Regions from separate parts of the Homo sapiens genome. Here regions 1 and 2 are each linked to region 3. Evidence: chromatin loops called from intact Hi-C (ENCODE). Cell type or tissue: MCF 10A. All regions are shown on one strand. Links, peaks and the distances in the headings refer to the core of each region. The heading gives the core; the rest is flanking DNA.

Region 1 (7,786 bases), core at 1,409-6,408, 120 kb after region 3:
GATGTGTCTGTTTTCTACACTAGATAATGAACCTCTTGATGGCAAAAGACTGTGCCCAGAAGAAAACTGGCTTCCTAAAAGTGTTCATTAAATGTTTGCTGAATGACATAATAAAATCAGTGATAAGCCCCAGAGGACAATGAAAATAATTGGTTATTTGATAGATAATAGGAATGACTTCAGCAGGTGTAAGTTGGCTAGAAAAAAGATGACTTTCATGCCTGTAATCCCAGCATTTTGGGAGGCTGAGGCAGGCGGATCACCTGAGGTCAGGAGTTTGAGACCAGCCTGACCAACATGGAGAAGCCCTGTCTCTACTAAAAATACAAAATTAGCTGGGCATGGTGGTACATGCCCGTAATCCCAGCTACTCAGGAGGCTGAGGCAGGAGAATCTCTTGAACCCGGGAGGCGGAGGTTTCAGTGGGCTGAGATTGTACCATTGCACTCCAGCCTGGGCAATGAGAGTGAAACTCCATTTCAAAAAAAAAAAAAAGACATTTCAGTTATTAAATAGAATGTAATGATACAGATTAACTTTTTGTGTTTGAATTATTTGTTTGCCGTGAGTTTCAAAGAAAAACTTACTTTCCGTTTAGAATTTAACACTTTATTAAATATATTTTTGCCTAAAGTTAATTTATTATTATAAAATTTATTAATTGATGATAAACATATTTAATTACAATAAAGAATACATTAGAAGTTATCTGGCCTCCAGCAAAATCACTTGAATTATCTGGGAATCAGTTGGTCTAAATAAATTCTAAAATTACTTCTGGTCCTAATATTAGGTTCAAATTAGAGAGACAAAAATTGAGTTAGAAAGAGAGAGAGAAAGAGAGAAAGAAAGAGAGAGGGAAAGAGAGAGAGAAAGAGAGAGAGAGAGAGAGAGAGAACTATAGATTGAGGAAGAACAATGAAAGAAATAGACATAAAGCAGTGAAAACAGACTATCATCATTAGACATGCATATAGAAAGATAAGAAGAGAAATTTGTGCAATAAGACTATATAGAGTTGCCTGTAAGAATATACAAATGAAATTAAGATAAAAATATATGATTCCTCACATCATACGCAGAAAGTTACTCAAAATAGATTATATACCTAAATGTAAAAGCTAAAACTATAAAACTCTTAGAAGAAAACACAGGAGTAAATCTTCATGACATTGGGTTAAGCAATAGTTTTTTAACTACAATACCAAAAACACAAGTGACAAATAAAAAAATAGAAAAATTGAATTTAATAAAATTAAAAACTTTCAAGTTGCAAATGATACCATTAAAAAATGAAAAGATGACCCACATAATAAGAGAAAATATTTGCAATTCATATATCTATAAAGTGCCTTTTATCTAGAATATGTAAAAACTCTTGAGATTCAATAATAAGAACATAATACAATTTAAAAATGGGCAATGGATGTGAATAGACAGTTCTCCAAAAAAGATATACAAACAGCCAACAAGCACACGAAAAGTTGCTCAACATCATCAGTCATTAAGGAAATACAAATTAAAACCACAATGACATACCACTTCATACCCACTAGCATTATTATAGTCAGAAAAAATAGACAAGAACAAGAGTTGGGGAGGATGTGGAGAAATTGGAACCATTAATACACTGCTGTGGGGATGGACATGGTACAGTCACTGTGGAAAACAATTTGACAATTCCTCACATAGTTAAACATAGAGTACTATATGATTCATTAATCCCACTCCTAGCAAAAATGAAAATTCCATGCAAGCAAAATGAAAACGTATATCCACTTAAAAACTTGCACATGAATGTTTCAAAGCAGCATTATGCACAATAGCCAAAATGTGAAAACAACATATGCATCCGTCAACTGATGAATGGATAAACACAACATGGTTAACCTATATGAGGGAATATTAATTAGCCATAAAGAAGAATAAAAATCTGATACACGCTCCAACGTGGTTGAACCTTGAAAATGTTATGCTCAGTGAAAGAAGTCAGTCACAAAATACCACATACTGTATGATCCCATTTATATAAAATATCCAGAATAGGCAAATTTGTAGAGATGGAAAATAGGACTTGGGGGAGTGGGGTGTGACTACTTTGGCTACAGGATTTCTTGGGGTGAGGAAAACATTCTAAAATTAGATTGTAGTGATGATAACACAGCTCTGAGAATACACTAAAAACATTGAGTTGTATACTTTAAATAAATGGATATGTGAATTATCTCAATAAAGATTATATATGTGTGTATACATATGTGCATATACATATATGTTGTATGCATAAGTACATATATATCTACACACACACATATATACACGTCTGTGAGACTATATCTATAAATCTTGGTGAAACCTAAATTACATTTATGAACCGTAGAATCACAAACTCCTTGAGATCCAACCTCTCTGCCATACTAATTCCCTCTAAAAGATAGGATAAGCCTCTGTTTGAACCTCAGTTAGGTATCTTTCCCAAGTGTGCTGGGGATACTAATCACCTACATTGATTGACATGTTCACAAGAGGTCAACCCATAATCCAGGAAAACTGTGTATTTCCTTTGGTGATTACTACATTTTAAAGGTCTTCCCTATTAATAGTCGTTATCTCACACACTCTACCTGGAATAGAAAAGATCTTAGTTTATGAAGTGGAGCTTATTCAGTCTAGTTCACTCAACATATATTTACAGATCACCTACCAGATTCCTCACATTGGATTAAGAATAGTCACCATCATTTAGTCAACAAGCACTCCCTGAGCATGTATTCACTGCCTCTTCCCCAGGGATCTTACAGTCTAATAAGGAAAGCACAAAGATACACAGACAAGGCACTGCCTTCCAAAGACTTTAACATCCACTCTGGAGAAACAGCCACGCATGTCAAGCAGTGAGTGAGAGGATGGGCTGTGAATCTCCAATTATGAAGTTGGGTAGCCAACAGCACAAAAAGGCCAATGTGTGGGGCAGGATTTCCAGATTTAGCAAATAAAAATACAAGATTCAGATAAATTTGAATTTGAGGTAGACTACAAAATTTTTTAGTATATATGTGTCCAAGGGACACGAAGAGTTAAGAAAGATATTTCAATACTAACAATGATGAAAGGATGATGGTGATAATGGTGAGGATACTGATTCAATCATTCATTCATTCATGCAAGTATTCACTCAACAAATATTTATTAAGCATTTACTAAGTAAGAAGCACCATGCTATGCCCTGTGGAGACAGTGGTAAGATATGCAAACTATTAAATACAATTCCAGTGCTGAATGAGCTTTTGGTCAGCAGGACAAACCCAAGGGTCACAGAGACAAATAGCCAATGATAACCTTGATTAATATTTGACAGGAGAGGTCCACAGAGCAGCAAAAGCTCCCTAGGGGTGGGTGAACAGGACAGGGGAGAGCTAACTGGGCCAGGGAGGGCTTTCCTGAATAAGCGGCTATGGGGCTGAGATCTGAAGGATAAGTAGAAGCAAAGGAGTGGGAAAAGCATGCTAGAAAGGGAACTCCATGTGCAAGAGGAGTGTGTGGGGGGCAGGAGGGATCATGGCACCTTCACAGAACTGAAAGCAGCCAGTGTGGTAACAGCGGGCAGAAGGGGCCAGTTGGTGCCTGGTTTTAAGAACCAGGTCTATGTCCTTAGACCGATAGCAACTGTTTTAGGTAGAGGCGTGATGGGACCAGTCTCCAGGTGCCCTGTGAGGAATGGTGTTGGGAAGTTGAGCGGAAGCAGAGAGACAGGGATGGAGACTATTTGTTTCAACACAGGAAATGAATCGTTGACCCTATACTAGCACTAGGCACCATCAGACATAATACTCTCTCGTTTGAATCTCAAGAAGTGAAAACCGCAGTTAGGAGGCTGAGTGGCCCAAAGAAACAGCAAAGTCTCCAAGTCAGACACATCTGCGCTTACCCTGTTGCTTCCCTCCAGCCAACTGTGTGTCACACCAAGTCACGTGCTCTCTCTCGGCCTTTTTAGTTTCATCATACATACAATGTAAACAATAGCTGCCTCATAGGTGGTTGTAAAGGCTAAAGAAAAGATATGTGAAGAGTCAAGCCATGAATAAGCCCTCAATAAAGGTAATTATCATTATTGCCATTATATTATTATTATTGCTTAATTGTAGCCATTTTTGTTACATCATGATGCCACCTAGTGGGAAAATAATCATTTCCGAAACAGCTTACAATGAGCCAGAATTATTTGGAGTATGAAATCACATAGGCTGATCATGTGACATGAGGTGTGATTGAAAGGGAAACAGAATGGAGCTTCAGGCTAAGGTTCCAGCTCTCATATGTACCCTCCAGGTGGGCACTCCGCATCTCTGTCTTCATCTCTCAGTTCTGTTGGTTTTGTTTTTCTTGTTTATTTATCAAAGAATGCTATAAAAATAAAACGGAATAAATACTACAATTTTCTCTAAATTAATATGTCAACATAAGCATAGGAGTGTCTTCCCCTAGACACATGTGGCATTTCTAGTCCCTAACCCTGGGACTGGCAGAAGGGAAGCAGGTACTATTTCCAGATTACATGATGAGGTCACTCTGAGGTTGTCTGGACAAAGCAGTGTGTTTTCCGGGATGTCTGGAGACTGAATTGGGCCACCTTTCCTGGAAAACACTAATCAGCTTGGAGGAGTGGGTTACTGGGGAGGCAGTGTGTGTGTATGTGTGTGAGGATCAAGAACAAGGAGCAGGTGGTACTAGAGGAAGAAATTTTATGTGATTTAGGATCTGATGTTCCACAGAGGGGTTTTGCAGGGGCATGGGGTTAGGAGCTTGGGGAGTTTGTACAGAACACAGGGTTGAGTCCTCTGAGAAGAGTTTGTCTTAACATCTCTAGCACCACAAGAGAAGAAAGAATGAGAGGGGAGGAAAGCTCAGAAAGGGAGGTCCATGTTTAGTTGGGTCCTCCCATCACTGCTCCTCTGCAGAAAGGGCCCAGGTCAGCAGCAGCCCCTACAGCTGTGGCAGCAGCCAGAGCCCTTAGTGGGCTCACACTCACAGCAGTCAGGGTTCTAGGTCTGGTATCAGTGGAAGAGACGGCCTGTGGTGGCTCAGTCAGCAGCCACCAATCAGAGCTGCAGCAGCCCCCAGAGCTGGGGCCACAACAATCCCCGGAGCTGACACTGCGGCAGAACAAGACTGGAGGGACACATGGGGCTGGGCACTGGTGTGCCTCACTTAGAAGTGAGGCATTTGGAGGGCACTTGAAAAGGGGCTGGCACTGCTGCTGGTTTTAATGGCAAGACATGTCGGGAAAGGTTCAGTCAACCTGAAAGAAAAAAAAAGAAATCAGTGCACAATATCAAGAACTATTATTTTTTTCTCCTGGATTTCATAGAAACCTACCCCCCAGCAAAAAGCTGGTTCATGAACCAACTTCTACAAAGGAATTTGGAAACTGACTTGGAGGAATGTAAGCCTAATAAATACCCTCCCTGTCTTCAGTCCACTTTGCCTCAACTGGAGTATTCTGGCCTTCTCCCTCCATGCCCTTCAAAGTCAGCCCTACATAAGCCTTCTTTTCCCCAAGGGAAACAAGGTAGTTTAGTCATTTTCTGACTCCTAAACTCAGGGATTTCTGGTGGGAGGATGACATATCCAAGAACATTCATTTTACAGTAAATAAATTGGAAGGAAGTACTACTAAAAACCACAATGGCTGTAGGTTTCACCATCCTTCCCCTCCTCCCTGGCCCCCAGTGATGCCTTCGTCTTTGCCTGCCTTCTTCTGTCTCTCTTTTCACACAGTCCTATTACCCCTGGAGCCGTCTTTGCCAAGCACTCACATGGCTCAGTGGAGGATGCAGGAGCTGTCAGTAATAATTGACAAGGCTAAGGACTGAGAAGCCCTGCACTGGAGCCCTTCTATCCTGGGCCTGGTGTCTCCCTGGGAGTGAGGCACAGACTGTGTATGCAGAACAGTCACTTTCACAACCTGGGAGCAGGATGACTCTTGCCACACTCCCAGCCCTGAGGCTCCAGGATCTCCCTGGACAGAGGCCAAGAGGAATCCCAGGAACTAGAGATGGCCCAGGTATCTGCTCCACAGGCCTGCTGCAAGCCAGCCATTCCACCTTCATGCATTCACTCATTCATTAATTCTGTAAATATGTATTATTTGTCTTGGGCTTTGGTTTTGTAAGATGCTCTTGTCATAAATATGAGCCAAGTTGCCTTGAGGACATAAATGTAAACAATGCACTGTGAAACATTCTATTATGTGCTGTAAGAGGGCAACATGACCCAGAGATGGGCTCCTAAAAACTTTTACACCAGGACAATGTCATGTCCATTTGTATGTCTTTCTGCTCTTCCACATGGATAGCATGTTGAAGGCAGAATCTATACTAGACTTTATTCATCTTCATGTCTCTAGGAATAACCATAAACACAGAGGGTAGCCTTGAAGAATAAATGAGTTAAAGATTGACTGACTGAATAAAAGAACAAATGATTGGCTGCTTTATAGACACATGGGCAGAGGATGTGTCTTAGGATAACATTCTTTGGGCTTCAGAAGTGCTCTGAAGAACAGCACACACTAGGTTAAATGAGACATGACCCTTGGATGTGATTATCTGTCAATGCCTCCATTAACTGTTAATATTCCATTAACAGTCCTACAGGGATACCATTCAGATGGGACATGAGGATGTACAAGCAGGTCAAGAAAGGGAGTGAAGCTCAGGTCACTGATTAGGGAAGAAAATCCAAGGGGCAGTGAAGCAGGGACTAGGAGACAGCCTAAGGCATTATAGGGTCATGGTGGGTCAGTGCTATGAGAAGCTGTGGGGGTGTAGAGGGGGAAGTAACAAATGCTGCCATTTGGTCACAGGAGAGTCCATTGGACTTTGCTTTAAGGGAGAGTACAAGGGTAGAGAATACTGTGATATGTGAAAATCCATATTCTTGCCTTATTGATACATCTGAAACTAGAGACAAAATGACTTAATTTGGCAGATAGTTAATTTGTTCCACCTTGGCAGAGGCACTCTACTAAGTATTCAATATACAAGGATAATTATTCCTTTCCTGAAGGATTCACAGGCCAGTGTGGAAGACAGAGGAATACACAGGTAATTTCTGATAGATAAGCCCTGAGAGCCACTGGAGTGTGGAGGGTGCATAATTCTGCCTGGAGCATGACATAGGGACCTGGCTGATGCCAGGAGCAAGGAGGAGGGCACCACAGTCATTAGGAACAAAGAGGTCCCAGGACCCCAGGCTTTCATAGTTGGACAGCATGAACACTGCATAGAATGGTCAGCATTAGCCAAAGAGAAGGCAAATATTAAGGAACAGTGGTGCATTGTTATTAAAGATAGAGAAAATTCTATGAAGCAGATGATCCCCATTGTCAAATGTTCCAGTGAGCCCACTCCATTTGGCTGTTTGGACATTAATTGTGACCTCAGAGAGTCTGATTTCAGAGAAGTAGAGCAAAAGTCATGATTTAATCTTTCTGTCAATGAATGGGCTTGAGTGATACAAAATCAAGAGTTAGAAGACAACTTTATAAGGACTTAGAAAGGACAAACATGAGAAAACCACCCCTGAGAATTAACAAAAATCTATTGGGACATAAAGCAGTATTCAATTGAGTGTCAAAAATGTGGAACTTACTGAAAGAATTTCAGATGTTTACAAAGGAAGTGAATAATAGGTCTGGACCAGTTAAGGGAGGTTTGCTCAAAGGATCAAGGTCACTGATGGGAGTGGCTGTGATCACAGTGATGATGTTCTTGTTAGTGATGAA
Region 2 (7,786 bases), core at 1,887-6,886, 100 kb after region 3:
TGAACTCAAACAAATTTACAAGGAAAAAACAAACAACCCCATCAAAAAGTGGGCAAAGGATATGAACAGACACTTCTCAAAAGAAGAGATTTATGCAGCCAAAAGACACATGAAAAAATGCTCATCATCACTGGCCATCAGAGAAATGCAAATCAAAACCACAATGAGATACCATCTCACACCAGTTAGAATGGCGATCATTAAAAAGTCAGGAAACAACAGGTGCTGGAGAGGATGTGGAGAAATAGGAACACTTTTACACTGTTGGTGGGAATGTAAACTAGTTCAACCATTGTGGAAGTAGGTGTGGTGATTCCTCAGGGATCTAGAACTAGAAATACCATTTGACCCAGCCATCCCATTACTGGGTATATACCCAAAGGATTATAAATCATACTGCTATAAAGACACATGCACACATATGTTTATTGTGGCACTATTCACAATAGCAAAGACTTGGAACGAAGCCAGATGCCCAACAATGATAGACTGGATTAAGAAAATGTGGCACATATACACCATGGAATACTATGCAACCACAAAAAAGGATGAGTTCATGTCCTTTGTAGGGACATGGATGAAGCTGGAAACCATCATTCTCAGCAAACTATCGCAAGGACAAAAAACCAAACACTGCATGTCTCACTCATGAGTGGGAATTGAACAATGAGAACACATGGACACAGGAAGGGGAACATCACACACCAGGGCCTGTTGTGGGGTGGGGGTAGGGGGAGGGATAGCATTAGGAGATATACCTAATGTTAAATGACGAGTTAATGGGTGCAGCACACCAACATGGCACATGTATACATATGTAACAAACCTGCCCGTTGTGCACACGTACCCTAAAACGTAAAGTATAATAAAAAAAAATAAATAGAATGGGGGAGGAAACAACATATTTTTAAATAATGGTCAAAAATTCTCCAAAAGTGATAAAAATTATTAACCCATAGGGCCAAGGAATTAATAAATCCCAAGCAGGATAAATACATAGTAAGCCAATAAATGGTACTGTAGGTCCAGAAAGAGGATACCAATTAGTCTTGGAAGACTGGTGGAAGAGAGAGGGATTCTGAGGGAGGGTGTCTGGGAAAGGTTTGTTAAGGGTGTCTGATAGGATACAGGCTTTAAGTGGTGGTGAGGTTTGGATAAGTTAGAGAGATGGAGATGGTAGGGAGTAGGGAGGTATGTGGAGAAGAAGTGAAGGTTATGACAATATATACAGGGTAGGAGGGGCAGGTGGTCTTTTGTGGTTGGAATGCAGGGCATGTGATAGAGAACAAGGCACAAGTTGAGGCTGAAAGAAAGACTGAGTTCAGCCTGTGGAAAGTCCATTGTCAGGGCAAGTGACTGGGCTGTATTGAGTGTTCGTCAGAAATCCATCTCCTGAAGGCTTTAGTTAAATTTTATTTTTTAAAGTATATGTTTATTGTTTTAGGATGGGAAGAATGATCACATTAGTGCTGGATTCTAGTATGGAAGAGGACTTTAAGGGAGACCCTGTGAGAGAGGGTGACATGGTTTAGCTGTGTCCCCACCCAAATCTCATCTTGAATTGTAGTTCCCACAATCCCCACATACCATGGGAGAGACCCACGTGAGGTAATTGAATCATGGGGGTGGTTACCCCCATGCTGCTGTTCTCGTGATAGTGAGTTCTCACAAGATGTGATGGTTTCATAAGGGACTTTTCACCCTTTGCTCAGCACTTCTCCTTGCTGCCGCCATGTGAAGAAGGATGTGTTTGCTTCCCCTTCCACCACGATTGTAAGTTTCCTGAGGCCTCCCCAGCCATGTTGATCTGTGAGTTAATTAAACCTCTTTCCTTTATAAGTTACCCAGTCTTGGGTACTTTTTTGGGGTATGTCTTTAACAGCAGTGTGAGAACAGACTAACACAGAGGGCAACAGCAGTAGAAAATGAGATGAGAAAATACCATTGCTGATAATCGTCAAATATTACTACATATCCACACTCTCATAGTCACAATTTCCAATTCCAGCACCCCTAAAAACTGAGTTTTTGTCTGATTGTTGACAATATTCATATGGTGGCCGAAAAAAAAAAAAAACCTGACCAGAACAGACAGTGAACTCCCTTCACTTTGCTGTAAATATTCTTATTTTCTGTTGTAAAAATATAAATGTTCTCCCCAAGGAGAAGGATCCCTGAAACTTTAGGGATAGCAGATGGTCCTGGACTGCCCACCCTTACCTTGCCTGCCTAACATGTGGTCAAGTCCTTGGTTCTAATTCCATCATATTGAGACTGAACATGGCCAATTTTGAAGCATACCTGCAGTGTTACTAATGAATTTGATTCATTGTATTACCCTCCTTAAAAAAAAAGTTCTAAATTTCGAAACACATCTGTTGCCAAGGATCTAGGATGAAAGTCATTGGAGGAAGAAATAAATCTAGCATTTTTCAGGAGCAACAATCTATCTCTAATAATCACTACTTTGTTTAAGAGAACCTTGTATCAGTCTGTCTGCCCAAATTCTTAGACTTAAACAAGACTCAGATTCTCTCCATTTGTAACTGATACCCCAAGATTCTCCCCACTCATAATCATATCACCAGCCCTAATTCATAATGTGTTCCTAATGTTTTTACTTGTTCTCAACTAGTCTCCTGTGTTCAGTGGGTACCCAGAAGAGCAGTCATGGGCACCCAGAAAAGCAGCTGTGGGTATCCAGAAGAGGATCTGTAGGCATGCTCTTGAAGTCCCCCCAAGGGCCCTTGTGCATTTTTGTCTTTTTCTCCTTTTACCTATTAAACCCATTGACTAATCATCAATACAAATAATTCCTCTTTGTGTTAAAAAGACCTGTGTTATACTTTTCCAAGACAATAGAATTTCCTGCTTATACATTTTTCAAGTTGCCACTAGCACTGCATGGCAACTAAGTAGGAAGGTTAGAAAGTGAGTATTCTGAGCTCTTGGACAAGTTTGCCAAATAATGATTATAATTACTGGCACAGATAATCTACTCACAATTGCCATAATAGCCAAGATAAACAACTCTTCCGTAATCAGCATGCAGATCCCTTGGGGAAAAATTAAAACCTTCTGTATATCCTTAAAGTTGTAATTGCTTGCATGTATTTGCATGTATTCGTGCCTTATAGAGACTTTTTATTTTTAATGAATGGGAGGTTCTTGGGATGGAGGTAAGGGGAAGGTGTGATTCACTGTTGGCTTGGGATGGCCCTGAGGACAAAGCCTAAGACTTTCCTCTAATTCAGTGGTTCTCAATGGGGTGAGGTTGGGGATGGCCTGACTCCCACACCCCAGAAGAGGGCATTGGACAGTCTGGATAAGTGTTCGATCATCACAGCTACTGTCATCTAGTTGGTAGAAGCCACAGATGCTGCTAAGCACCCTTCAAATCACAGAATAGGCCTTCTCTAAGAAAGAATTATCTTGTCCAAATCGTCAGTAGTGCTGAGGATAAGAAATCCTGCCCTGGTACAGGAGGATTAAGACTATACTCACTGGAGACACCTCCTGGATTTCTCACCGAACAAAGCAAACCTCAGAAGAATGCTGATGAAATGCTGTAGAAATGACTGATTAATTAACTTATTGCTCAATCCAGATTTCACATTCAGGCCAGGTCAAGGAAGGACAGCTTTCAGTGACTAAGGACCCAATCCCAATTCGAGCCTAAATAGTATTTCTGATTGACTGCAAAGCCTCCCCTGTCTCATATTTCCTCTCCCTCTGGTGAACTAAGGAGCCGTGCTGATGGCACACTGGCTGAGTGGCATCAATACACTGATGACCGTCTGTGATGGCTGCTGACCTTGCTGTGCTTAACCCCACCCTCACTCTGACATCTGGACTTCCTTCCCCCAGATCTTATACTTCCTCTAGACTCAGTGTTTTGCTTAAGGCATTTTTCCAATTCACCCTATCCGTGTCCTCTCTGCTATTCCATAACCCACCACCGCTTCAATTCCTCCTCCTTGAAGCTTCCTGCCTGCCCCTGCTGACCACAAGCATCCCTACATGTGCATCCCTGCGGCTCATTCAGTCTCTGCTCCTGCCTGGGCTTGAATAACCCTTGTGGCCCACCTCCTTCATCAAACAGGCCATTTCCCAAGCCAATCATCCCCCTTTTCTCCAGGTGAATATTTCACTGCCAAAAGCAAATATATTTTTAGTGTTTTATAATATACTATTTTAAATAGCTTATCTCATTTAATCCTCAGAGTGATCCAGACAGGTAGACATATTTTCAGCTACATTTTATAGATGGGGGAACTGAGAGCCAGAAAAATTGCCTGAGTCAACACTTCTCAGCTAATGAGTGGTACAACTGGGCTCAAACCCTCCTCTCATGATGCCTCTTCCATGCCCTTTCTATTGCTGAGTATTTAGGCCCCACAGCCTCTCAGCCCCTTCTTCCACACATCTAGCTCAGTACTTCTCCCCTTTTTGTACTGTTTGGGATGCTTGCCCAGGTCGTCTTCTTTGCTATATATGTTCTGATTTCCAGATTAGTTGTATGTTTTGATTTATTATATAATTTTTTAAAATATGCCCAATGTTTTCTTTTCTCTGCTAGAATTTAAACTCCTTGAAAATAAGGATCTTGTTTTGTTCACTGATTTATCCCAATCATCCAAAATACTGTCTGACACATAATAAATATTCAATTAACAATGACTAAATGTTTGTTAAATGCATGGATGAACAATATATTTCATTTCCAAACAGTTCTATTACTTTTTCTTTATTTCTAGCCAGAATCTTCTTACAGTTTCCATGCATTGAAACTGAACTCTTTGTTTTACCAAAAAAGCTGATTCTTTTTCTAAGTGAAAGCACTATAAATAATGCAAGATGGAAGCGTGCTAGTCCCTTCAAAACATAGTGTTACTCTTCCTTCCACAGGGAGGCAGATCAAGTTTTGGAACAAGATTAGCCTAGGCTTGAATTCCATCACTATCACGTCTTAGATGTGTGACCAAATAAGCTAGTTAACCTCTCTAGATTTTGTGTCTTCTAATGTCTGTAAAATGGGGTGAATGATGTCACCTTTCCAAGTTGTGAGCATGAGGAAGGATTTCCCACCTCAGATGGTGGCTGGCACATAGTAGATCACTATCCTCCAGCCCCACACATTTGACCTGAGCTGACCACAGTGCTCAGGTGTGCGCATATCTGTGCCAAGCAGAATGACCCCATCACACAGAGCTATTCAGAACAGGAGTTCATTGCCGTTTGGCACAATCTCACTCTTGGCCCACACTAAGATTCTAATCAACCAAAATTTCTTCATGTGTGCAACTGTGCATATACCCACTCATCTTCTACAAGTGTGGCTAATCTTTAATGTACATTAAAACTTAATGTTTACTTTAATTACGTTTTGTCTTGTCAGATTAAATTCATTATTCTTGCCCATGTTAAATCAGAATTTTACTCTTCAATTCTCCTTCATGACTTGAAGTAACCTGAAATTTAGGCCAGTTTCTTTTCAAGCTTCTCCCCAAGGTGCTGATAAAAAGTTCATTACAACAGGGCTGAGAATGGAGTCCTGGGACCAGCATAAAACTTCCATATAGTGTTAGGAACCAGGAAGGATATTTAATTAATGAGGACCTACTCCTCACCAGGCTGTCTGTCACTAAGTCAATGATGCTGATAGCATGCCTGCTGTTATCTCTGAGAGGGGAGAAGACTCCCCTCTCTCCTCCATCATCAGCTAACTGCCACTCATTTGTCTCATCTCTGACTTGTAGTTACCTCCTTTAGGCCCTGGACTTGCTAAACTTCCCCCTTTGTGGGTTTCCATGGTACTCTGAGCCTCCCATATTGAAGTTCTCACTATATTATTGTCTGCATTGCTCACTAGTGTATCTCCAGGATCAATACCAGTTCCTGAAAGACAGCAGAGCCTCAATAAATATTTGTCAAGTGAATGAATGTGTTGACACAAGTTCATAAGTGGTTTCCTCCCTCCCTGATGGGCGTGCACTAGAGAATAGAGGAAAGGTGTGGATCTAGCTCAGGGTTCCTATGACAAGATGTGATGGGTAGATTTGGCACAGCTTGGGTTATTCCTAGGCCCCTAGATAGGTCTAGCTTAGCCTTCCAGAACAGGAAACACCATCTTTTGGAGGAATGAGCTGGATGGTCTCTGGTGATGAGAAGCACATAGATCATCAGGCATCACCCCGTCTTCCTGACTAGTCTCAGGCATAGGCATGTGGATCCTCTAGAATCCATTCATGCCATGCCAGAATTCATGGTTCCCATTACTGCTGTCTACCTATGGATTCTAATATGAACAGCTGAGCTATTCTCTGATGCATAACAGTTGTATTTGTTGATTCACTAAAGGGTGTTATAATGTGTAGGACAAACTGTGGGATGTGGAATTTCTTTCTCTTAATGTCCAGGTAATGCCTGGGTAGAGGAGAGATATGCTATGGCTAGACCCCCATCTCCCATATGTCTGTATGGGAGATTTTTGGTGGCAGTGAAGTTGGGGATTTAATTGTGGAAAAGAAAGAGATTCCTTCATCTTAAGGTACTTCTAGACCAAGAGGTAGATAATTTGTGTCCCCACATGGACAATTACATAAAACCTCCTACAAGAAACCAGTTAACAGTCAGCTCTGTCTTCACCACCACTTCCACATCCTACACATGCTGGGGCCAGATATGTACAACTTTCAACCCTCCTCCTAGGCAGTGAGTAAGCTCACACACCTGGATATTCATTATAGAAATGGTTTTCACTTCTGATTGATCAGAATAATTCTCAAATGGAGGTCCCCGATTTTCATTCTGGAAGTTCAAGCTAAGTAGTTCTAGGATGTATCCTGGGATTCTGTGTCTTTGAGTACCCCAGATAATTTCACTCTAGCATACTGCCTTCCACAAAAAGGAATTTTAGATAACCCACCTGGTCTGGAAGGAACCTCTGAGAACATCTTTCATTCTACAGTGAAGATCCCACTGTGGAAAGCTTAGAAAGAGAAGAAAGATACAGAATTGCAGAAGAATGTAGGCAGGATTCCAAAGTGAGAAGCGTGATCTTCAGGCCCAATCTCTCTCATGTTCTCCCCTTCTCTGGGAGCCAGGCCCCAGTTCTGAGGCAGCATGGCTGGATGTCAGGCATGGACGTCTGGACTGATCACTGCCTTACACTTTGTGACTTGGCCAATTCATGGGCACTTCTGAGCAACAGTTCACCAGACTCTGGTACAGAAGCTACACAACCTGTGCACTGCCTAACATCCGTGTGGGATTTGAAGAGGAGCCTCTCTGGTGGGTTTTTGAGTACATCGAAGGGCCTTATAAATGGTCCCTTTTGCTCTTTTGGGTCTTCAGCCTTGGTCCTGGAGACACTTTAAGTTTCGTTCAAGTGGTTGACACAAAAGGAAAGGTCAGAAAGCCAAGATGCCTGTCATCAGTGAAATGGTGGATGGTGGAGAGTAGAAGAGATGGCAGGGATCATCAAAGCTATTGCTGAAGGACTTAGGATAACCTAAAGCATACTTCTGAGGTCACAGCCCCTGCTGCCAAATGCATTTTAAAAGCTCCAAGCTTTCAAAGCAGACAGTTAGACACACAGACAGACACACAAAAAGAAACATGAAAAACAGACACACACCCCTGTGTGCCTTTTTCCTCTGAGGTGTTTGTCTCTGGCTGTAGAAATGGTCTGGGGGCTGGCTCCTGCATAGCCCTGGGTGGTGGAGAACACCAAGCCATTGGGGGTTTCTTGGCTCAGCTCCAGGCTTGCCCAACCAAAGACCCC
Region 3 (7,786 bases), core at 1,936-6,935:
CCTTATGGTGCTGTCTTCCTGGGTTCCAGCATTTGAGGCTCTGCTTCCTGCAGGTCTCCTTTAATGCAATTTTTTTTGTCCTTTTTTTTTTTTTTGAGACAGGGTCTCACCCTGTTGCCCAGGTTGTAGTGCAGTGGTGTGATCTTGCCTCACTGCAGCCTTGACCTCCTGGGCTCAAGTGATCCTTCCACCTCAGTCTCCCAAGTAGCTGGGACTACAGGTGCGTGCCACTACACCTGGCTAATTTTTGTATCTTTTGTAGAGATGGGATTTTGCCACATTGCCCAGGCTGGTCTTGAACTTCTGAGCTCAAGAGATCCTCCTGCCTCAGCTTCCCAAACTGCTGGGATTATAGGCATGCACCACGGAGCATGGCCCATCTCCTTTAATATTATTAATAGTGATCATTATCACACATTCACTTGGGCCTAAAATCAGAAGTTACAAAGGATACACAGTGAAATCCCCAACTTGAAACTCCAATTACTTCAGTTCACAGAGATCAATTTCTGAAATATCCTTTCAGGGTTATTTTATGCACAAAAAACCCCACACAAACATGTATATTTTTTCTTCTTTTAATGAAATAAGAGTAACTCCACATCATTTTGCTCATTGCTTTTTTCACAACAGCATCTGTTGGAGAGCATTCCACTTCAGTGCATTAAGACTTTCTCTCTTTGTTTCCCAGTCTGGATAATAACCTATGTATATATAGCAGTTCCCAATTTTGGCTCTTGCAAACAATGCTGCAGTGAACACATTATTTATACATCATTCCTCAGGAGATAGAATATATTTATTTAAGTGCAATTGCTGACTCAGAGGCTAAATACTTTTGTAATTTGATCAGTATTTCCAGTTTCTTCCATATGAGTTTCACTGATTTATTTCACTCCCTACAATGTATAAGACTGCATTTTTTTCCCCACAAACTCATCAAAATGATGTATTTTTAAACTAATTGTTCTTGGCCCATCTGGTAGGTTAAAAATGGGATCTCAAAGTAGTTTTGAGTTGCTCTTAGTAACTAAGCTCAACTATATTTTATTACATTTAGTGAACCACAACATTCATTTTCTGGGAACTGCCTGATGACATAACTTACCTAATACTTAATTGTATTCTTGATGACTTTATTATTGATTTGTAGCACTTATATAATATTGGAGAAATTAAGTTATTTTTGTGCTATGAGAAACTAAATTTCTTCCTCTGTGTTTTTTGACCTTTGACTTTGTTATATTTCAGCCATATAGAAAATGATAATTATGTAAACACGTTTTAAAATTTTTTTATTTTCTAGTTCTTGTTTGTTGTATTATAATTATAAAAGTGATCCCCATTTTGAAAGTGTAGAAGAATACCCCCAGATTTTCTTAAGAGTTAACTTTTAATGTTTTAACCCTTAAATAACTCATCCTAGTATAAGATGAGAGTTTTTATTTTCTTAATGGCTTCCCAGTTGTAGCAACATCATTTATTAACTGATCTTTTTTCACAGATTTGAGGGTGTGCTTATCATGTACTAGCTTCTTCTGTATATTTTTTCCCAGCTCTGAACTTATCATGCTCTATTGATCTGTCTGTATATTCATGGTCCAGTACAAACTGTCTAACTATAATAGCTTTATAATATGTTATACATCTAGTCGAACTAGCTCCTACACATGAATTTTATTTTTAAGAATTGTCCTGGATATTTTTATATTTATTCATTTGTGTGTATTATTTTAATGTGGTTTTGTTGAACTGTAACATACATGCATCGAGAATACAGCCCAATGCATTTCAGCCAATGCATTTAAACAAAGTAAAACATCTGTGTGACTACCACCTAAGCCAGGAAATAGAATGACAACCCTCTGCACAACTTCTCCACCACAGAGTTCTAGGAACTGAATTAGCAAGGGTAGCACTGGCAAAGTTAGAGCTATCTCTGGCAATAAAAGCAGAAAGGCTCTGAAGTTGAGCTTTCTCTTGGTCAGGTTTTAGTGAACTTCTACAAAGGGGTGCACGTTGTCTCTTTGTCAGACTCAGACCCTCCTTCCATTTATGGTCTGGTTGTCCCTGCATCTGCTTGGCTTTTGCCCACTGAAGTGAATATGATTCATCTCCAATGCTTCCAGAAGTGCTACCTTGCTTCCCACATCTGTCGCGGTCCCTTCCCATGGGCCTTAGACCTGAGGAACACTTGTTTTCCCGGGTGCTGTCTCTTCAGGGTAAGGATTTAAAATCAGAGATTGTGTCTCTGCTGAGGCACCTTTGTGTTCATTATGGGCAATTGCAACATTCTCAATATTGTAAGAAGACTGACCTGACTAACAAACTTTGCTGTTTTACAGAACTGTCACTGAATAATCTAAGGAAAAACAAAGGTGCTTGCTTTCAGGCAAGCCTCCTGGCTGCTCTCCTTGCCTGCTCTGATTGCTGTCCCTAAGTCGTGCATATATTCTCGAGCCATCCCTGGGCCCATCTAGTGAGTTATTTACCTCTGGGGCTAGTCGCCACCAAGATCCGAACAAGCACAGGGCCATCTCGGGTCCTCAATATTCTGAACAATCTGTAAATAATTTCTGAATTTGCATTAGCTTCTTGTGGTCTGTAAAAAGCCTGAAATAGAGTAGCTAGGTGACCAGCAGTACTTCCTGTGTCCCACCAGGTGAACTGGAACCAAAATTAAAGCTGCGGGCTTCAACTAAGCCCTAAACTGTCCTCCTTTGGGATCTGGGAGTAGGTCCTCCCTGCCATGCTTCTGCTTTCAAGAGGTTGAAGTATCACAGCCTTTTCCTAACTACACTCTACATCTTGGATCCCAACTTCAATTAGAAATAACTATTCCTGGAGGTAACTGTGGTCCTCTTTTTTCTCCTCAGGCATGATCAAGGTGATCAATATAAGAATACCCATCAAGGTGATAAGTATAAGAATCTTCAGGTAATTCCTGACTGCACATCGCTGCTGCAGTCTGGGTGAAGGCTTGGCTTTGCTGCCTCCTGGTGGAAAACACAGCCATCCGTAACAGTCCTGAAGCATGAGCAATGACTCCTCTTTAGTTGATTTATCTTACATATGAATTCCAAAAGTCTCCATGGTACTGTGTATGTGCGAGTGAGTGTGTGTGTGTGTGTGTGCGCGCGCGCGAGATAATCAGCGTGTCAGTTACCAATTTATTATCTCTCAGCTCCAAACACACCCTTCGATTTGTGCTCTGGGACAAACAATGTAATCCCTCGAATCCTTTCTCCATTAAAGTGAGAACAATGCTAAACTTTCTCCATAGGGGGCGCTGGAGGGACACTGCAGTTGGAAGAGGCAGGTAGTGGGGAGTGTGTGGCAGTCCGGTGGTGCCCGCCACAAGGGCCCAGAACGAGATCCCTCTGCCTCCTTGCAGCCTTGGTGTGAGGATGACCTTTTCACAGCCTTCTCATCCTGAAACCAAAGCCCCTCCATGGCCTCAGCTGCCCATATCAGCTGTATGGAGGTGGGGGAGGGGCAGTCCACACAGAGCTGCGGCCCCCTTTGCAAGCCTGCTTGCTGCCCATGTACTCTGAAGGTAAGCCTGGACTCCCACTGCATATCCAAGCCACATGGTTCCCAATGTCGGCCTTGCCCTGCATTGGGAAGGTGACCTATTGTTTGCCCCCTATTGGAGGGTTTAACTCCAGACCCACCCCATCTAGCTAAGCCAGAGCACTTCTCTGCTGACTGGTAGCTAAACCGCACTTTTCCCAATAGGTAAGAGCCCCTTCTACTTTTGTCCTTCTTTGGGTACCCTCCCTGAGCTTTTTTCTTATGTCTTATAGTTTAGTCTTTCTTTTATTAATTGTTACTAATTCTTATATTAAATTCCCTCTGTCTAACTTACTCCATCACTTCTGTCTCCTGATTTGACTTGCTGCTACAGTGGAATAACTTAGACTCAAAGCTTAGTTCTATAATTTACCAGCTCTGCGTCTTTGAACACATTTCTTAACTTCAGATTCTTGGTCTATAAAAAGAGGATGGACACAGTACTTTTCTACGCAGTCGGTGTGAGGATTAAATGAGATAGAACACATTAAGCTCCTCGAAGAGTGCTGGTACAGAGTTTGCCAGCAGTTACATAGGACCAATTCGGGACAGAGACAGAAAGAAAGGGAGGAAAGATAAACGGTCAGAAAAGAAAAATAAGCCAAGAAAATGCCAGAGAGAACAAAAGGTAGCAAGAAATGTGAACATAGACACATGAAGCAAAATCCAAGAAATCGATAGGCAATAAGATTAATAAGATTATTAGGCAAGAGATTCATCGGTCTTCTAATTTATTGAAAATAAACATTTTATACAGTACTTTACAACTTAGGAAAAAATTCAAATATATTACCTTATTTAACCTTCAAAATAGATCAACTTAGTGTCTCTTGTCTTTGTTGATGTTGTTTCCATTTTCAAATGTCTAAGATGAGGCTCGTAGAGGTGTTCCAAGCCACACTGCTGGCTTGTAGATTGGAGGGCCTCATCTCCCCGTGGATCCTGTGGTCTTCCCGCGATTGCCCTCTTGTGGTCTGGTGTGTAACAACACCTCATACTATGCAAACCATGTTGTTGGCCCCAAGCCCTGCAGAGGGTTTAGCTCTAGTAATTGTTGCTCTGTTTTCATTTAAGCCAACTTTGGTCCCCAAAGAAGACTCTGCATGACACGGGAAGGTGTCCACCATGACTCAAAGTAGTATTTCTAATTATCGTCCCAACTTTTAAAATTTTCTTTTTTTGTTTTCTGTTATATTGTACTTAAAATTTATATAGTAATATGTGCAGATAATTCATTAATAAATAAAAGTATACACATTGCTTACTAATAGAGGCTTGAATAACATTGCTCTAGAACTACATTTCCCAAAGTTATTTGAACACAATATATGTCATATTTTAAATTTAATAATGAAATAATACATTTAACTTTGTTCGAGAAATACAGATAACGGCCCCTTTGTATTATGGTTGAGAAAAAAATGCAAAGGTCTCACAAATTTATTTTCTCAGTAACACATCAAAGCAGAATACATGTGTGTAGTAAAGTTAATCATATTTACTAACGTTGAATAGTATCTCAAGTATATGCTGATATTGAAAAATAAGATAAATTGCATTGATGAGTTTTTCCCTTCCATTAGACACTATACATCAAGGCAAGGATGAACCAGAAACTCTGCATGCGAATTCATGCCCAAGTTACAGGTGATGTATTCCCAGGTCAGATAATTTGTCAGTGACTTTCTGGCCTTCTCTGATTAGGCATGTTGTTTTCTTAAATGCAGATTGTATGCTAAGAATAAAATTAGTATGTGTTATTTTTATCACAATGATGCTTATATTGTTTACAACATTTGTGAAGATAATTATCACTTGTAATTATTATTTTCACAGAACACCTATTAACAAAGCATGGAATCTCTAATAGTCTCTGAGAGCCTTCAAATACTTTAACAACTGCAACCATTTGTCTAATAGCAACTTACATTGAGACCACTATACATAAAACAGATAAGAGCTTATTTATTTATTTAAATTTATCTTTTACATTAAAATTTATATCAATTAGTTAATTAAGAAAAATTGGGTTATTTTGATGAACATACAAAACTCAATTCATGAAATGCAGATGATAGTTGTAGTATTATTAATTAGTCTCTGCATCCACTGTTTTTCTGTATTTTTTCTTTCTGGTTGGGCAGTACTGGTAAAATAATAGTTACTTTGCACATGGTCCTTGGGGCCTTTGCTTGGAGCTGTCCGGATTGTGCAGTCCACAACTCAGGGAGCACCAGTCACAGCACCAGCTGTTAGACAGTTGTCAGGATTTGTTTCTTGCTTTGTTTTGGTTTTCAACAGCTTACTTTACAATTTTGGCATATTTTTCTATTAGATTAACCTCAATATTTGAAAAAATAGTTATAAAGGATTTGGAGACAATCAGCAGAAATGTCTAAGAACTGTTCACATTCCTTGACTGAAAAGTGTTTAATGACAAAATAATTTTTAAAAAACAACTATGTCAGATAATGTAAGTGTTGAATAGAGAACTATTTGATATGCTATGACTTGACAAGATATATGACATTATATAAAGCAATGTAATGTATTACTGGCACATCTATAATGTGAGACAATCCTTGATGCTATTCTTAACATTTTAAGATTCCTCAGTCCTTGACTGGAACCTTTTAAAAGCAATCCAGCCACAGCCAGTAGGAATGGAGGTGGTGAGGAATGGGAGTGGGGGTGGGAGTGGACAGGACTCTGTTCATCCTCCTGGGTCCTCCTCAGCACTCACAGCCTGCTCTCTCATTCTGCCTTGATGACACTCAGCACTAACTGGTCATGCCCTCTGCCTGTTTGTCTCAGTCACCAGCAGAAGCTCAGGACTCCCAAATTGCCTGCCATCACCAGGATTCCTCCCTTCCCCATAGGTCTGCACAATCCCCAATGGGACTCCATCTTCCATCCTTCTCCAGCACCCTAAACTCCCCACAAGCCCTCAAGACTCAAGGCTGCACATCGAAAAAATGTGCTGTATCAACCAACTCTTCTCACAAAGCCACCTCCACCTTCTTGTCCTAAGTGAAACCTGAGTTCCGCGTAGTCCTCTCATGGTCTGGCCATTTTCTTCTTGCCCATGCCTTTGTACTCATTGGGCCAAGGAATGGGCTAGGCATCCATTACACCAACCACTGCTTCTCTTCATTGCAAATCCCCAGGTAAGTATCTGGCACCCTGTTCACTGTTGCTCAATCCAAGACTTTCTGTCATGGTCTTTGGTGATTTTAATATTCACAAAAATGATTCATTTAATAATTTACTTCACAATTCTTTGACCTCTGCACCTCTCACTGGTTTGTCTTTCATCCTAACGTTCATCTACTCCCATGTCATACCAGCCTAGACCAGTCATTATTATTAACAACTACAACCCTTCTGTAAAATGAGTTTCAAATAGTCCATTTCCCAAACCTAACCTCCTGTATTTCCAACTTACTTGCTCTGGTATCCCACTCTGAGAAGTTTTTCAATACGCTGGAAACTACAATTCATTGATACCACAATGTTTTATCTGGCCAATATCTCCTTCATGTCTTCATTTCTCTTCTTACCCAGTATAAGCTCCACAAACTATCATTAAAATCATGTGCTTGCATAATCCATGTCTCTCTTGCCCCTCTGTCTCTCTCCCCGAATTTCCAACATTTCCATCACTCTTCTCCCTTTCAATGACGAGCATACTTATTATGTTACTGAGAAAACAGAAGCAGTTATAAGAGAACATCCATATAGTCTTGTCTACTCACCTACCTTTCTACTGTGGTCCCTCTTGCTACCATGTGTAACCTGTCCATGCTCCTATCTGGGGACAACCCTCCATTGGTGACCTGGATTCCATCCCTCTCATCTACCCAAGAGTATCATACCAGCAATTTTCCCCTCTCCATCCTTCATAATTGTTTTTCCTCTCTATACTGGATTGTTTCATCAGCACACAAAACATCGTATTTTCCATCTAAAAAATACTTATAATGCTCATCTTAAAAAAAATCGGTGTCTGTCTCTCTCTCCTTTTCTCTCTCCCTAGGTCTCACAACCACTTCAAGTCAACACTCAATTATCTATTTTTTTAAAGCATTATATTCCTCAAAAGTTTTTTTTAAATTATTGGTACTCCTTGTCTCCAATCCTGCTTTAAACCTCATCAGTCAAGCTTTTGTCCCACCAGTTTGCCTAAAATGCTCTTGTCAAGGTCACTGTTGAT

Evidence for each region. Peaks named below come from ENCODE experiments on the same cell type or tissue, not always from the same donor. Only the 100,000 strongest peaks of a DNase experiment are listed, where the experiment ranks them.
Region 1: a loop joins it to region 3, with 7 times the contacts of the local background. A loop is called at or near these places in 3 of 110 quality-filtered maps.
Region 2: it touches region 3 in a loop (6-fold over the local background); 2 of 110 quality-filtered maps call a loop at or near these places.

Annotation. Positions count from the first base shown.
Region 1 is chr1:152,741,791-152,749,576 of GRCh38, reverse strand. It overlaps the pseudogene LCEP1. Among named protein-coding and RNA genes, the nearest start is that of KPRP, 12 kb to the left of the region's middle. In MCF 10A, for the core only: no CTCF peak of the experiment used is centred there; DNase peaks (open chromatin) are centred at 3,966 and 5,986.
Region 2 is chr1:152,765,161-152,772,946 of GRCh38, reverse strand. No RefSeq gene overlaps it. Among named protein-coding and RNA genes, the nearest start is that of LCE1F, 6.1 kb to the left of the region's middle. RefSeq lists a silencer at 5,022-5,211. In MCF 10A, for the core only: a CTCF peak has its summit at 4,009; a DNase peak (open chromatin) is centred at 3,586.
Region 3 is chr1:152,866,764-152,874,549 of GRCh38, reverse strand. LOC105371444 (a long non-coding RNA gene) reads left to right here and starts at 6,347. Exons shown (of 3, transcript XR_922149.2): 1 at 6,347-6,740. LOC105371445 (a long non-coding RNA gene) reads left to right here and starts at 2,055. Exons shown (of 4, transcript XR_922150.1): 1 at 2,055-2,222; 2 at 2,346-2,479; 3 at 2,877-3,556; 4 at 5,157-5,220. In MCF 10A, for the core only: CTCF peaks have their summits at 3,018 (motif pointing left), 3,275 and 4,536 (motif pointing left); DNase peaks (open chromatin) are centred at 3,009, 3,269 and 4,539.